Regions from separate parts of the Homo sapiens genome. Here region 2 is linked to region 1. The links are chromatin loops, found by intact Hi-C in ENCODE. Cell type or tissue: Caco-2. All regions are shown on one strand.

Evidence for each region. Hi-C counts contacts between places; a loop is a spot of excess contacts. Peaks named below come from ENCODE experiments on the same cell type or tissue, not always from the same donor. Only the 100,000 strongest peaks of a DNase experiment are listed, where the experiment ranks them.
Region 2: it touches region 1 in a loop (4-fold over the local background); 3 of 110 quality-filtered maps call a loop at or near these places.

What each region holds. Positions count from the first base shown.
Region 1 is chr17:61,547,965-61,555,964 of GRCh38, forward strand. No RefSeq gene overlaps it. Among named protein-coding and RNA genes, the nearest start is that of NACA2, 39 kb to the right of the region's middle. In Caco-2, a CTCF peak has its summit at 3,396; no DNase peak of the experiment used is centred here.
Region 2 is chr17:61,457,329-61,465,328 of GRCh38, forward strand. It overlaps TBX4 (T-box transcription factor 4), which reads left to right. Exons shown (of 9, transcript NM_001321120.2): 3 at 209-303. It overlaps LOC124904042 (a long non-coding RNA gene), which reads right to left and starts at 3,514. Exons shown (of 2, transcript XR_007065872.1): 1 at 3,060-3,514; 2 at 1-919. RefSeq lists enhancers at 5,127-5,789, 6,453-7,114. In Caco-2, a CTCF peak has its summit at 6,469 (motif pointing right); DNase peaks (open chromatin) are centred at 3,673, 4,393, 5,393, 6,093 and 1 weaker place; H3K4me3 peaks cover 1,514 bases.

The DNA of each region.
Region 1 (8,000 bases):
CTTTATTAATTACTAATCACTAATTTTATTGAATTGTGATTGGAAATTCATGTCACATAAGATTTCTGTTTTTCTGGTATTTATTAATATTTCCCTTACAATTTAATACATGGCTGAATTTTGAGAATCTTCCATGGATGTTTGAAGATAAATGTATTATGCTTTTCCTGGGTATAATGTTCTATGTGTATTGTTTAGATTTGTTTGTTTGATTGTTAGTTTAAATCCTTATGTCTTTACTTTGTGTGTGTACATGATCATCTGATTTCTCAGAGAGAGTTGTTAGACTCTTACACTTTAATTATGGATTTGTGAATTTCTTCTTGTATTTCTGTCAATTGTTACTGAATAATGTATATTTTAAAGCTATGTTCTTGTTCATAAAAGTTCAAAATTCTTATTTCTTCTTGATGGATTATATTTTTACCAAAATGAAAAATCCTTGTCCCTTTTGTCGTTTTTCATCTTTTACACTAAAACTAGTATTTTGTCTGAAATTAATATTACTATATCTGCTTCCTTATTTTAACATTTATCTGGGATAGATTTTTCCATTTCTTCACTTCAAACTTTTCTTCATCATTTTATCTTATATATGAATCTTGTAAATAACATATGACAAGATTTTTTTAAAACCTAATTGGATTTTCTGTCCTTTAATTGGAAAATTTAACAGGTTTACATTTATTAAGAATACCGGTATATTTTGACTTAATCTTGCTACCTCACTTTATGTTTTCTATTTACTATTGTTTCTTTTTTTATTGTCTTCTGTTGGATTTATTTATTTCTTCTTTTTCCCTTTATTTATTGTTTTGGAAACTATATATTCCATTTTCCTAATGGATTCTTTTACATTTTACATTAAGCTTTCTAATTTTTCTCTTTTTAAAATCATTTGTGTATATATCTAGGCACCTCTTGGCCCCAACACGAATCTTAGCAAACATTCATCTTCTTTCTTGTACTTTTGTCTTTCTTCTTCTACTTCACACATTGAAGTCATCTGGTACTTTAGTTCCAGGTTGTTGTTAACTATTTTTCATTATGCTTGAATATCATCAGACTTATTCTAGGTTTTACTTCTTTGCTTACCGTTTGTTTCTGATATCTCTTATAGTCCTCTGAATTCCTTTTTTGGCAGGGGTTGGGATGGCTTATGTCTTTTAGTAATTCTCTAAAGAGAAAATTTGTGGGTGGTAAACTTCTAAGTCTTACTGTGTCTGCAAATGTCTTAATTTTTGTCTCACTATGTAAATATTAATTAACTAGGAATAATATTTTAGTTTTAAGATAATATTCCCTCATTATATTGAGCTATTATTTCATCTCAATATAATTTTGGTATCTAGTCCTAGTAATTAGACATGAAATGCCAATGTAAAATCTACGCTTTTGTAGATGGTTTTTCCTGTCTTTATTCTTGGTATTTTGAGGTAAGCCCACGATGCAGGCCCTTTCCATCTGCCTTCAGACCTGGGAAATTTTCTTCTATTATTTCTTTGATTATTTCCTCCCTTCCATCGGCTATGGTCTCTTTCAGGAGTTCTTCAAAATATGTAATCTGATAGACTTTTTCTTGTTTTTTGACATTTTATGACTTTTTTGGGAGAAACAGGCATATAATCAGTTCAAAATCTTAATCTAGTCTTTCTATGCATTATTAAGGAAATTTTAAGATAAATGTCAAATTATACTTTTGAATGTGATTGAATTTGGGCTCTGGTTATTTTTCCAAATAATATATTTTTAAAATCCTTGAATGGATTCCCTTTAGATAACTCTATGGAATTTTTCACTCCTTCAACCAATATTTATTTAGTGCCTAATTTTTGCTTGGCATTGTTCTAGGTTCTAAGGATTCAAAGTTTTTTAAAAAGATACAATTTTAAGGTCTGACACAGAGTTTCCCAACCTTGGTACTACCCATGTTTGACTGGATAATTCTTTGTTGTGGGAGGTTGTCCTGGCCATGAGAAGATGTTCAGCAGCATCTCTGGCCTCTACCCAATAGATGCCAGTAGCACCACCACCACCCCATTGCTGTGACAATAAAAAATGGATCCAGTCATTGCCAAATGTCCTCTGATGGGCAAAATTGCACTGCCCCCAGCACACTCTCTGTCACCACTGAGAATCATTGGTTTAGCAGGAGAAATAGCTAGTATACTACCGGGTCTATGGCAGTGGAAGAATATATAGAATGTTGGCACAAAGAAGGTAATGCCTGAGGTTCAGGAAATGTTTTACAATGCAAAAGATAACTTGGCCTGGATCTTAAAGGAAGAATTAGGTACTGGTCAGGTAAACAAGGAATAAGGGAAGAAAGAATAGTAATATTCAGGAGAAAAACAGCATGCGAAGACAGAAAGGTTGAAACAATTTGATGCATCTGAGAAACTCTTAGTAGTTCAGTTCAGTGTGTGGTTGGAATACAGATCTGAGGGCTATGGTAAAAAGGGAAGAAAACAATAGAGCTGGAGAGGTAGTTAGGGACAAGGTTATAAAGGAACAGGCAGGCTATGCTAGGAAATTTGTGCTTTGTTCAGCAGTGATGGAAAACCACTGGAAGTGTTAAGCAGGGAAATGGCATTTTAGGAAGACAGTTTTATAAATATGCAATGAATGGTTTAAAAAGATATGAAACTAGAAATAGGAAGACTGGATAGAAGAAAATTATAACAACCAAGTTAAGGACCCAAACTAGGGCAATGGGGGCCCGAGAGATGGAAAATGGGACATGCAATATATAGGAGGTAGAAATGATAAAATTTCCTGATTGTTATATGGAGAATAAAGAATTGGGAGGATTAAGGACAATGTCAAATTTTGGTGAAAAGAAAGGGTAAATGGAGCTGTTAGCAAATTGTGTTTACAGGTAGAAAATTCAAATAAATATCCCTGGGACAAAAACAAAAAACAAAGAAAACAAAAAAACCCTAAGTATCTTATAGCTCTATAGTTCTAAACACAATAGACAAGACATAAATTGATAGTTTTTAGAAAAACAGAACCAACACCCCCCATCTTTCCCAAAAAATCACTGTTTACTTTCATCACAACAAATTTCAACATCTTCTCTAAACATTTTCTCATGGTCTTTTTATCCCAAAGCTTTAAGAGAATGCTTTATATATATTTTTTCAAATTATTTCACTGTTAACTGATTTTTGACACATTATTTCAGCTGTTACAAAAGACTGTGAAATTTTAAGCCAAGATCGGACCATGAGGACTAAATTTTTTTGTTTATTAATGACATAAAAAATAGACAATTGTATCCATAAAATGACTTAAGTTCCATAAGCAACCATAAACGCCAAATAATTCAAGGTTTGGAGAATTTTTTTTTTCAGCATCTTTGCTGAAGAACTATGGTACTGAGGACCTCTACTGTTGAGAATATGAATGGCTTCACTGCTAGGATTAAATTTTCAGGGAATAAAAACATCAACCAGGCATAGGCAATCTACAGTCTGCCCAAAGTACAGAAATTATTTTCAGAGGCACACGGATAGTTGTGTCACTGGAACCTACGCAGAAATGCGTATGAGGTAGAATTTAGGTCTCCTCTCACCTTCTGGACTTCTCTACCTCCGTGTGCCCAGGGTCTAGTGCTGTCTTCTGGCTTGAGTCTGTGTTGGGCCTGATTACTACAGGTTTTTTTTTTTGTTGTTGTTCTTACTCTGTTCTTTTTTCTTTTCTTTTCTTCTCCTTCCTTCCTCTTTCTTTCCCTCTCTCGTTTTTCTTTCTCTCTTCCTCCCTTCATTCTTCTTTCTTTCTTTTTCCCTCCCTCCCTCTCTCCCTGTCTTTCTTTCTTTTTTTTTCTTTTTTTTGAGACAGAGTCTCTCTCTGTCACCATGCTGGAGTGCAGTGGTGCGATCTCGGCTCACTGCAACCTCCGCCTCCCAGGTTGAAGCGATTCTCCTGCTTCAGCCTCCCGAGTAGCTGGGACTACAGACGTGTATCACCATGCCCTAGCTAATTTTTTTATTTTTAGTAGAGACGGGGTTTCACCATGTTGGCCAAGATGGTCTCGATCTCTTGACCTCGTGATCCACCCGCCTCGGCCTCCCAAAGTGCTGGGATTACAGACATGAGCCACCATGTCTGGTCTTTTTTTTTTTTTTTTTTTTTTTTTTTACGGAGTCTCTCTCTCTCGCCAGGCTGGAGTGCAGTGGCCCAATCTTGACTCACTGCAGCCTCCACCTCCTGGGTTCAAGCGATTCTCCTGCCTCAACCTCCTGAGTAGATGGGACTACAGGCACCCGCCACCAAGCCCAGCTAATTTTTGTATTTTTAGTACAGACGGGGTTTCACCATGTTGGCAGGGATGGTCTTGATCTCCTGACCTCGTGATCCACCCACCTCAGCCTCCCAAAGTGCTGGGATTATAGACGTAATCTCAAATGCCACAAGATATAGGATTGGAAGAGATTTCTTTTGTGTTTATATTTAATATCTGGCTGGCCATGGCTGGGTATGTAGTGCACTTGATCTTTTTATTTTTTTTTATTTTTTTGAGACAGAGTCTCGCCCTGTCTCCCAGGCTGGAGTGCAGTGGCGCGATCTCGGCTCACTGCAAGCTCCGCCTCTCGGGTTCACGCCATTCTCCTGCCTCAGTCTCCCGAGTAGCTGGGACTACAGCCGGCCGCCACCATGCCTGGCTATTTTGTATTTTTTTAGTAGAGAGGGGGTTTCACTGTGTTAGCCAGGACGGTCTTGATCTCCTGACCTCGTGATCCGCCCACCTCGGCCTCCCAAAATGCTGAGATTACAGGCGTGAGCCACCACGCCAGGCCAGTGCACTTGATCTTTAAGTGAGATTTAATTCCAGTACTTCCATGACACTCATTATTAGTGTTTGAATTGACCCAAGCACCTCTCTGGTATACCTTGGCCAGTAACTGTCCCACATGCTAGGATTTGAATTTAGGTCCTGCTATTTATTAGTTTATTACCAAGGAACTTGTTCAAGTTACTTGACCTCTCACTCAATTTTCTCCTCTGTTCAAATGGGAGAAATAACATTTTTTAAAAAATGTTTGATCAAGTTAGATTTGTGAAAACATGTAAGACAGAGACGGATACAAAATGAATGTTCAATATTCCTAATGTCCCTTCTCTCCCTTTCCCTTCCCTTTATAAAAAATCAATTCAGAGTGAGAAATATCTGTGTTGAAAAATACGCTTAAGGGGGATCCTTTATCAACAACATATTTCCAAGCCAAATGTGAGTCAAACCAAATTCATGTCTTCATCAGATTGTGTTTTTACCACAAGAAAGTTTCTCAAATTAGGATTTATGTTGACAAAAGAAATTGGGTGTTAGAGGGCTTGGTCGTACACAAAGCACCAAAGCTGTAATCAGCTTTGTATAAAGGATTCTATAGAATTACAAAGAGTTTAGTCAACTCCCACAGTCATATGTGAATTGTGAGGTTTGGTCCGGGGACAGGTGAAGGAAAGGATCCTATGAAAGCTGGCAACAAGAGAAAGCGAAGCCCCAAATATAAAGAAGGCCTACATCATCTCTACACTATCCAATCACATTCACAACATGGCAGCATTGTGCATTTGGGCCTCCATACAAAGAAAATTCATCAGCTCCTGTGCCTCGCCTTCCAGGACTCAGAGTGAGGCCATCCTGTCACACGCTGTTTTGTTAAAAAGATATACCAAACCGGCCAGGAGCAGTGGCTCACGCCTATAATCCCAGCACTTTGGGAGGCTGAGGCAAGTGGATCACTTGAGGTCAGGATTTCAAGACCAGCCTGGCCAACATAGTGAAACCCCATCTCTACTAAAAATATAAAAATTAGCCAGGCCCGGTGGTGGGCACCTGTAATCCAAGCTACTCTGGAGGCTGAGGCAGGAGAATTGCTTGAACCCCGGGAGGTGGAGGTTGCAGTGAGCCGAGACTGCACTACTGCACTCCAGCCTGGGCGACAGAGAGAGACTCTGTCTCAGAAAAAAAAAAAAAAAAAAAAAAAAAGGCAAACCATATGCAGAGACCCATATGCTATGATACAAATGCAAGCCGGTACACATAAATGTATTTTCCCACCGTCCAGAGATTTTGTTGTTGCAAAAAACAAAATCTTGGAGTGAAATGTAAAAGCTAATGGCTCCTATTCACTGTGAAAAATGGAGAGGAAATGATAATCGAGTTGAAGAAATAGCAGGTTAGCAATTGGGAGATCAGAGACCCAAAATACCTCCCACTGTGTATCTGTGGGACCGAGGTCAAGTCCTCTCCTCTAAATAGCGTTTCAGTTTCCCCACCAGAATGCTCTAAAGAACAATCCTGGCTTGTGCTTCAAGGGGAGGAGATAACAAGCATAAAATACTTTGCAATCTTCCTTAAGACAGTGTTACCTAAATCCCAGTCATTACTACACTAATACACTAAGATGATAGTACCTGCAGGAAGGCAGGCATCACCTTGAACACAGAGAGCTGTTAATCACCTCAAATCCCTCAAGTGTGTCAAGTAAAGGGCAAGGGAAAGATGCAAACTGTAGTACTGGTGTCAGGATGGTTTTGTGTGTGTGTGTGTTTGTGTGTGTGTGTGTTTGAGACGGAGTCTCGCTCTATCCCCTGTGTGTGTGTGTGTGTGTGTGTGTGTTTGAGATGGGGTCTCACTCTATCCCCCAGGCTGGAGTGCAGTGGCGCAATCTCGGCTTAGTGCAACCTCTGCGTCCTGGGTTCAAGCAATCCTCCCACCTCAGCCTCCCAGGTAGCTGGGATTAGAGACGCATGCCACCACGCCCGGCTAATGTTTGTATTTTTTGTAGAGACGGAGTTTCATCATGTTGGCAAGACTGGTCTCGAACTCCCCCAAACCTCAAGCGATCCACCTGCCTTGGTCTCCCCAAGTGCTGGGATTACAGGTGTGATCCACTGCACCCAAAATCAGCTCAGAGTGATTTCGTATAAGCCTTGAGCCTTCACCGTGAACATTTTGCTTCCAAGAATAAATGATTCTGAATTCCAAGTAACCTCATTACTGCGAGATGAGATGGTCTTGACCAGTTTACCACTCTTGAGGCTTTAAATCTTGGCATCACTGCTGTGATTCCCACCTAAACCGAAGTGCATGTGCAGGACTGTGGTGTCACCGTAACCAGAAAGAAAGACGCTTACTTTAACCAAGGAACCTACTTCCAACCTGGGATTATAAAATGCCTACCTAAATCCAAACTGCAACTTTTATCTTAGACCTCTCCTCCAACTAATGCGGTCAGTGCAGATCAAATGTTTAGATTGATAAATGCGGCTTACTGGTGTGAGAGACTCACTCATTGACAGAGCCCAGAATCCAAAGGTGATTAGTTGACTAAAGAGGGAAGACGAGCACCAGACAGCCTTGTTTGTCATTTTGCACACTTAATCGCATAAATCTCATAACACCAACTGCAGCTGCATGGCAGGAAATTAAATACTGACAAAAATAAAACCAAAGCTCCCAAATCAGTTCAGACACCTGTTTCGCAAGAATCAGTGCGATAAGATCATCTGTGGGTGGCAATTTTTTTTTCTGTAACGTCACTTGATAACTATTTTTCTCCCTGTTCTTTTTTTTTTTAACTTAAAAACACAGATAGAAAAACATGTAGACATCCTTAATAGTTGAATATTGACACACATACTTTAGGATTCATTTTCATAAAAGTGGCTGCTTTTTGTATAATGTAGATGAATGTTATATTCCAGATTAAAAGCAGACCCAATTCTAATTGAAAACAAATAGAGTATCCTCTAACTGTGGTTACTAATTTATACACAATATATTTACTATTTCAGAAAGAAACTGGCTTAGGAATTTCCTTTAACTGTACCCAAAAATGCTAAAAATGACATATATTTCCTTACACACACTTGTCCAATTTGATTCGAATCAAGGCTTCCCTCTCAAACCATATATTGGTTTTTAAAATTTTTTTAATTTCTATATCACTTGGACTGGACCTACATTGTTTAAATGAATAGTTTGTAAG
Region 2 (8,000 bases), 91 kb before region 1:
GCAGCTTTAAAGGAGGAAGTTTTAGCCACCGATTAATTCTTTTATATTCACGAATAGTTCAAAATCGTTCTGTGAAACGAAATCTGGAGCCATGGGCTCCGGGCGGGCAGGGTTCCGCACAGCTCTTCGGGTCTGGTTCTTCTTTCCTCAGGCTCCGCGTGGAGCCCTGGGCCTGGCAGACACAAGTTTCTCTCCCTCCCATCCCCAGACCATCGAGAACATCAAGGTGGGGCTGCATGAGAAGGAGCTCTGGAAGAAGTTCCACGAGGCGGGCACCGAGATGATCATCACTAAGGCTGGCAGGTCAGCGCTGGGAGATTTACTTCCGGGGATGGCGGTGGGGAGCAAGGGGGGCCAGGGAGGTCCCTTAGAAGTCCTCTCGGCCCCGGCCTGGTGGCCTGTGGGAGGCCTCTCTGCCTCCTCGGGCGTCAGTGCCACCTCCCTTCGCAGCTTGGGACTGGGCCGCCAAAGCCCGCAGGGGGCCACCGCAGCCGCGCGGGCCTTGCGGGAAAGACCGAGGGGAGGGGCAGCGCTATGCAAATGAATCCAAACAGGGATCGCGACGCTCAAAAGTCCCAGCTCCAGCACTTTTGGCCCCCTGGGGGGCTGCTTTGCCCTCCTCTCTTTGAGGACCTGAGGAGGTTTCTCAGGAATGCATTGATTGGAGACCCAGAGATGCCTCTCAGCAGATGGGGAGAGGGAAATAGACTATGCTGTTCAGTTTTCATACATTTTCGTGAGTGACTCGAACCCCAAGTTTTTCATCCCAGGGGCGCCGCTCTTCTGTTTCCATCCCCATCTCTGGCCAACGGGAAAGCACTACGTTGGGCTCCGTGTGTGTTGTTGGGGGAGCGGCTCTCGGTGGCTGCCAGAAAAGGATGATTTATAAAGTGGAAACATCTTTAAAATGCGCTGGTGTCTGTGGGAGAGAACAGGGAGGAGAGGATGAGAGGAGGAAGACTCACGGCGGGGGTGGGGGTGAGTGAGAGATTCGCTGGGGCTGGTGGGGTGGGGGCAGGAGTGTGGAGGAGAACGGTTATCAGGTGAAGGTGGATTGCTGTAGACAGAGACGCTGGCAAGTTCAGGTTCAGGAACTCCCTCCCCACCCACTCTATCCCCTGCACATACACACACTTGATTTCTGTCCCTGAGGACAGATTAGGTGTGAAAATGTCCCTTTGCCTGGATGTGTCTCATAATTGGGATTTTGAAGGAATAAGATGATGAAGGCTCAAGTGCCAGGAATTTGGAGTCAGACCACGGTGGGTGAGGGCTGCAGTTCCAACTCAGCTACTTTCATCTGTGCAACCTCAGACAAGGTGCTTAATGGTCTCTGCTCCCTCCCCACTCCATCTGTAAAAGAACAGGTCTTGCCTCATACATTGTATGTAAAGCACCAAGTTCCTGTCACATGCAAGCACACAAGAAGTGCTAGCGAATAATATTAGCAATAATTAGAGAAGTGTCTGGCGTCCCACTCAGTATTTTCTTCTACTTTTTAGAGAACTCAGCTCTGCTGAACCACTTAGTGAATGATAGACTATTCAAAGGAAACAAAAAGCCGGCTGGTTTGCTGTGTGCAGCGTATGGGGTGCTGTGGTCCTTCCTCTCTGCTCCCTGGCAGGCCTTATAAAGTTTCCTTTCTTTTGTTGAGGGTGGAGGTCTGGGCACTTGGCCACCCTCAGGCCTTAGCCAGGGAGGTGGCATCACCACTCAGGGCCTCTATCAGGAGAGAAAGTAGGTTTAGTTTAGGGCTTGAGCTTGCTGTATTTTGGGGATGGAGATAGGGAAGGAAGACACATGAAGGGGCTGGCAGAGGGTGCGACATGGAGCAGGCATTGAGGACAGTGGAAGCCAGGTGTCACAGGCCCTGCCTCTTTCTGGCTGAGTGTACTTGGGCAAGTCACAGTCTCCTTGTAGCTCAGTGGTGTCAGGGAAATGGTGACCGTAGACCTATCTGCTGTCCCTTCCTTTTCTATCACTGTGAAACTCAAACCAGGGAATCACGTGGATGATGGTTGGTAAATGGATAATCCACTTGATCAAGTGCGAAGGGGAATGGGGCTATTTCTTGTGCCTGCTAGTGTGGAAAGAAGGTAAGAAAGAGAAAGGTTCAGAACTGCCATTTTTAGGCAGCAGAAATAACCTTGTCTCTTGAAAATAACTGGCCAGCATGTTCTCTGGGCATGTCTGGCCTTTGGCATTTTAAACAAAGGGCATTTTTGTTTGTTTGTTTTCCTCAGTAGTGTTTCCTGCATCTGCATGGGTCCTCCTCCTCCCTCTCCCAACACATACACTTATACACATACTTCCATAGGTGGCCAGCTTCAGGCAGATGTTTGTGCTTGATCCTAGTTGAGGCTTAGAGATGGACCTTAGGGAATTATGATAATATTTCTAAAATGGCTGTGATGATGTTGGCCAATTATGGATCCATCACAGCCTTTCACTTCTCTGGCAGAAAGTTATCCTTGCACTGGGTCTGGTTCTTAAGAAAATCACTAGTCTCATGCCCCCAACCCCTCACCCCTCACAGACCCCATTTCCTCCTTCATAGCTGCCCCCCTCCTTCAGCAACCACTGTATTGCTCTGATCTACGTTACTCAGGCTGTGGTTCTTCAACATCCTGTCCAGTGCCTCTCCCTGCTCCCCAAATTCTGTGTGCCTCTACTGGAACCCTTCTTGGTACACGTCCATTTGTCAGCCTGGGCCCTGCTGCTAAACCTGGAATCATAGCTTCCTAGATGGCTAGAGCTGGAGGAGAACCAAGAGAACGTAAACCAAACCCCAGAGAAGGGAAGTTAGGCAGTTACCAGGTCCACACAGGAAAACAGATGAGACACCCCACCCCCAGAACACAGCCCCTACTTTGATAAGTTCCCTTGATTGCTTTTTTACGGGGTCCTATTCAGTGTGGATTGTGGCTCTGCCCTAGAGACCCTGGCTGATTAGGGACACGATAACTGCCATCTGGCTGGGTAGGAGCAGGCCCTGGAAAAGGGGAGCCAGAATGTTCTCAAGCCAGGTTGAGTTCTCAGATCACAAGTTTCCTTCCTACCTTAGCCCTTTGGGTCCTTGAGAGTCTTGAAGGTTGACAGAGAGAAGAATCCCTTTCACTGGATAGTGACTTTGAACTGCCAAACAATTTGGCCTGGTGGATAAAATGCCAACCACAGTGGGAGCCACCAGTTTCTGAATACTCAGCGACCTCCATGTCAGGTGTGAAATGGGGGCCACAGCCCTCCGCAGCCCGTCTCAGTCTCTTGGGTCTCTGTGTCCAGAGGGTTCGTGCTGATAGCCGCAGACAGCAGATCCCTCTCTTGGCCTCCCCACATCCCTGCCAAGCTTGATACATGTGAGAAACTGCATTTTCTCCCAAACATAGATAAAAGTGAGCTCCACAAAAAAATTTAAATATAAACCTCCCCAAAATGAAAATTGCCTAACTGTCTCACTGCCCTACTCCTAGGTCAGGGTTTTGCCACCAGATAAATCTCCACTATCAGCCTTCATAGCCTGTTGAGTTCAATGTTGCTTGTGTTAGTGACAGTGAATTTGCGTTTGAAAAATGAACTACCGATGAGAACTCCTGTTGAACCTGTATTGTTTGTTATTCTGAGGCAAGGATTTGGCCCGGCTTAATCCGGGGCTTCAAAGCCAATTGCCCTCACTCTGTATACAGAGCGTCAGAGCCCAGTGGCGTGGATGATAAGAGAAGTAAGGGTTGAAGACACTGGGAAAGTGGGTTGGGGAGAGAGTGCTTTGATCTCTTTTTAAAGTATTTTCTGAAAGCAAAAGTCTATCAGAAGGAAGTGCCTTTAAAAAAAATCTAAGAGAAGCAACCGATCTTCCAAAACAACATCCATTCCACACACTCTCACCCCTGCCCCTCCCTCAGGGAAAAGATTTCTTAAATATGCTTTGGGTGAATTAGAAAACTGTGTGTGTATGCCTCTATGTATGTGTGTGAAACGTGGAAATCGATTTATTATCTTCAAAATCAGAACTCACTTGGCTACAGAAGGCTTGGTCTCAGTGTAGGTGGCACCAGCAGCCCCACTCCTAACCCCAGCCTTGGATGCTGGGCCCTGGCCTCTTCCCCGTACACCCAGGATTCCTCCTGAAAAGCCCCCACGGACATCAGGGTTGGAGAAACAAAGGGTTTTAAGGGGACCCCTGCCATTTCACTGCTGTAGGGTTCTTTTCAGACTCTGAGCTCCAAGGCGCCTGTGTATGTGTACACACATATATAATTTTTAACCTAAATGTATTGAAGTGGAACATTCCTACAGAAGAGTCCACAGGTCTTAAGGGTGCAGCTTTACAGACTTGCACAAAATAAACACACTCGTGTAACCTTCATCCAGATAAAGAAATAGATCATCACCACCACCGCCCCAGAATCCTTCTTGTGTGCCTGCCCAGTCAGAGCCATCCCCACCTTTGAAACCGCTCTCTAGACTTCTGACCCCTTCTGGCTGGTGTTCCCCTACATTAAGGGAGGGTCCGTGTAGCTGTTCCTGGAGTCCCCAGGGACCTCCGAGAAAGTCGGGGCTGCAGCGGGGTTGGGGCTTGGGGGACCCTCCAGGTGGAGAGAATCTAGGGGTATCCCCTAGTCTCTGTCCCTTTCCCCAGGAAAGGGGCTGAGAGTAAGCGCCTTGAATTTGGCCACCGCTTTGGCCGGGGAGCTCCCGCGGCTCTCGCAGCGCAGCTAGAACTTGCGTGTTCCCTCAGCAGTGAGTTCGCAGTTACGGGTTTGTTGCCAGAATTAAAAAAGCCCCAAACCCTTGCCCCGCGCCCCGCGCGCCTCCAACACCGAGAAACGTCCGAGGAAGCTTATCTTAGCAGTTCATTCTAAAGCCATTTCCGAGTATGAATAGATAAAGGCTCCAGCTCCGCACCCTTTCAGAGCCTGTTTCATGATCAGAGGAGAAGCCCCGGGCTTTCATCTCCTCCCGGGCCGGCGAGCAGGCGGCTTGTTTATTCCCCTGGCGGAGCCGTTTCCGCGTGTGCCGTGGGGAGGGCGGGGGAGCCCCCATCTGTCTGGGGGCGCGGGAGCCCGACGGCGCGAGGGGAACTGGGGGAGCATGGAGAGGGCGCTTGGGGCGCGGAGAGAAGGTGCGGGGCACGTGGAAAGCGTGCCGAGGGGCTGGGAAGAGGGAGGGACAGGAGGACGGGGTGGGAGCAGGGAGAGGGTAGGGGGCATAGGGAGAGGGTGCAGGGAGGGGAGAGGGGGAGCGCGCAAGGAGGGGGCTGGCTGGGGCGGACCCAGAGGTAGAGCGCAGAGTGCCCGGGACAGGCGGGCTTCACCGCCAGCGCTGGTGGCAGGGCCTGCGTGGACACAGGCGGCACACACAGTGTCTTCCTTCTTGGTCACCTCCCCCACCCCAACACACAAACAGGGAGGCGTTGCTTTCCACCGTAGGGTGTTGGTTTTCAGGTACATTCTATGTCATAAATCACAGAAACAATTTACATCTCACTCCATCATTTCAAACCTTTCATGAGAGAGGCAGAGCTCACAGGAAGTCACAGCTCCCAAACCCAGCCTGGCCTCTGTCGCCTGAGGCATGCCACGCTGGGGAACACCCCCAAGTCAGGCGTCTAGGCACCAACTTTAGTCCCTTCAAGAACCCAAGGGCAGATGCCCAAGGGGCCTTGAATTCTCCCCTCGACCTGGGCAGGAAGCCAATGGAGGGGACAGAGGGGGCCTCACTTTCACAGGCAGCCCTTTCCCAACGCTGGGTGGACCCTTCCTCCTTCTGGAGCCACCTAGGCAGGGAAACGGTAGTGCTTAGGGCCCCCCACCCCACCCCAGAGTGGGTTCTGCATGGCTCAGAAGCAGTCCCCCAACTAGACCCTGCCAAGACCTAGACATCTGTTGCATTGAAGGCAATGGAACTCCCTGAGGCAGTTCAGGCCACAGCAGAGGGCTTTTGAACTCCCCATTCAGACCAGACATCCTACGTCCCTGTCCCTCGGCTTCTGAGCGCTGCTGCCTTAGGTAGAGGGGAATTGGTGGGCAGGGGAGGCGAGGCTGGGAGGTACTCCCCTTCCCTGTGCCGACGCCCACATCTCCTTATCAGTCAGGAATCTGGCCTACGATCAGCTTCCAGCAGGGGCCAGGTCCCAAGACACCAGCTGGGGCTGCAGAGAACAGGCTCCTCAAAGGCCTTCCAGAAAGCACTTAGTTAGTGTCAGCCTGGCCCCCTGGGCTGTGGAAATGAAGCCCAGCAGGGAGAAGGAGAGGGGAAGGCCAGGGCCCCTTAGCCTCCTCTCAGCCTAGGCTATGACGCGTGCCAAAGTGGCAGTGAGCCCTTCGCTCCTGGCCCCCTATGTGGACACTGGCCCTGGAGGGAAGCCATGGCTGCCCTCTGCTGTTGCCACCTGGAATGATGACAGGAAACAAGCTGAGTGCAGGCCCCCGGTGCCAGGCCAGCCCAAGTATGGCCAGGGCTGCCCCATTTTGTGGCTGTTTCTGTGGCAGTTACAAAATGGTGGCCTGCAGGGGGCGGGATTCTTGGCCTTACCCCAGGGAAGGGGGAGGTGAGGCAGCTGCTGCCCTCCCTGCTTCAGCTGTTGGCCCACCAGGAGAGAGGCAGGGCCGGGAAAGGGTGGTGCAAGATCCAGCTGCGCCCCCAGGCCCCATAGGGGGGCTGGTAAGCAGGAGGCAGGGTTGGGTTCCTGAGCCCCTCACTTCCCCCATTCCTGGAGAGGGGGTGGGGTGGGTATTTGAAAATGCTTTCAATTGACATCTGAGACAAATTCTTCCACAAGGTTTATAAGTCCCTAGACTTGCAGCTAGAACTTCCCTCCTCCCTCCAGGCACGCACACATCCACACATGCGCACTTGCACACCGCTCACATGCGCCTGGGCACACACACCCCACATCCCCACGTCCCCGCCCTGCAGTGCTTGCACAGGCCTCTCCTCCAGCAAGAGAGGGGCACAGGCGGGGCTGGGTGGGGCGTGGGCTGGCAAGGAAGTGAACCCTCCACCTCGGTCGGGGTCCTCGCCTGGGCTTAGGGCCCGCCAGCTTATAGAGGCCTTGATCCTTTCTGGAAGCCCTGTTCTGTCCAGGTAAGCTGGTGCCCCTGGTGACAAAATAGGGGCCTCTGATCAGCTGTTTGTGGCATCTTGGACAGCTTCTCCAGGGTCCCGTACTGTCTTGGGTTAGTGAGAGGCAGAGAACCACCTGATGGTTGTCCCAGAGTGGACCAGCCGGGCAGTGGCACAGCTCAGTGGGGCTTAGTGTCTTCACTGTGTCTTCAGCTAGGTTTGGATCCTGTTTCTCTTGGGGAACACCTTTGTGGAAGATCAGCTGGGGTGGGGGATGGAGTCTGAGGAGGATCGTGGGAAGTTCCGTTCTTCCCTCTGGTGAAGTCAGGGACCTAGTGACTAGGGGAGGGAGCTGTGCCCAGAGCGTTTGTGTATGCGCTGTGCTGTTGTGTGTGCGTATGTGCTGAGGGGTGTGCGGAAGCCCCCTCTAGAATGTGCCTCGAACCTCAGGGCCCTTGACAGCCTCAGCATGGGCTGCAGGAAATGACAAACTTTCTGGGTTTTGGTGAATCCATTTTCACAGAAGTAGGTCATACCACTTCTCCATTTACTTTGCTGAGGGAGGAGTGCAGCAGGGGTCCGTGGTAATTCACGCAGCAATCTATGAGATAGGTGGTAATGTTATCCTCATTTTAGAGATAAGGAAACCAAGGCACAGAGAGGTTCAAGCAAGTTGCCTAAGGCTTATCAGTGGGGTCCAGGCTGTGACCATGGCAGGTGGTTTCAGAATCCATGCCCTCTCTTATCCATGAGGCTCCTGGACCGACTTTCCCCTGATACTCAGGGTGCACAGGTCCAGGTGAGGTGTTCACAGGGAGAAGTACCCCCGATAGACACACTGGAAGAACCCAAACCTAGCAGGGTTTTGGACAGCAGTCTCCTGTTTTCCTGCAAGCTGGTTTTAGGCCTAAGGATTTCCACAGAGGCATGACCCAGAG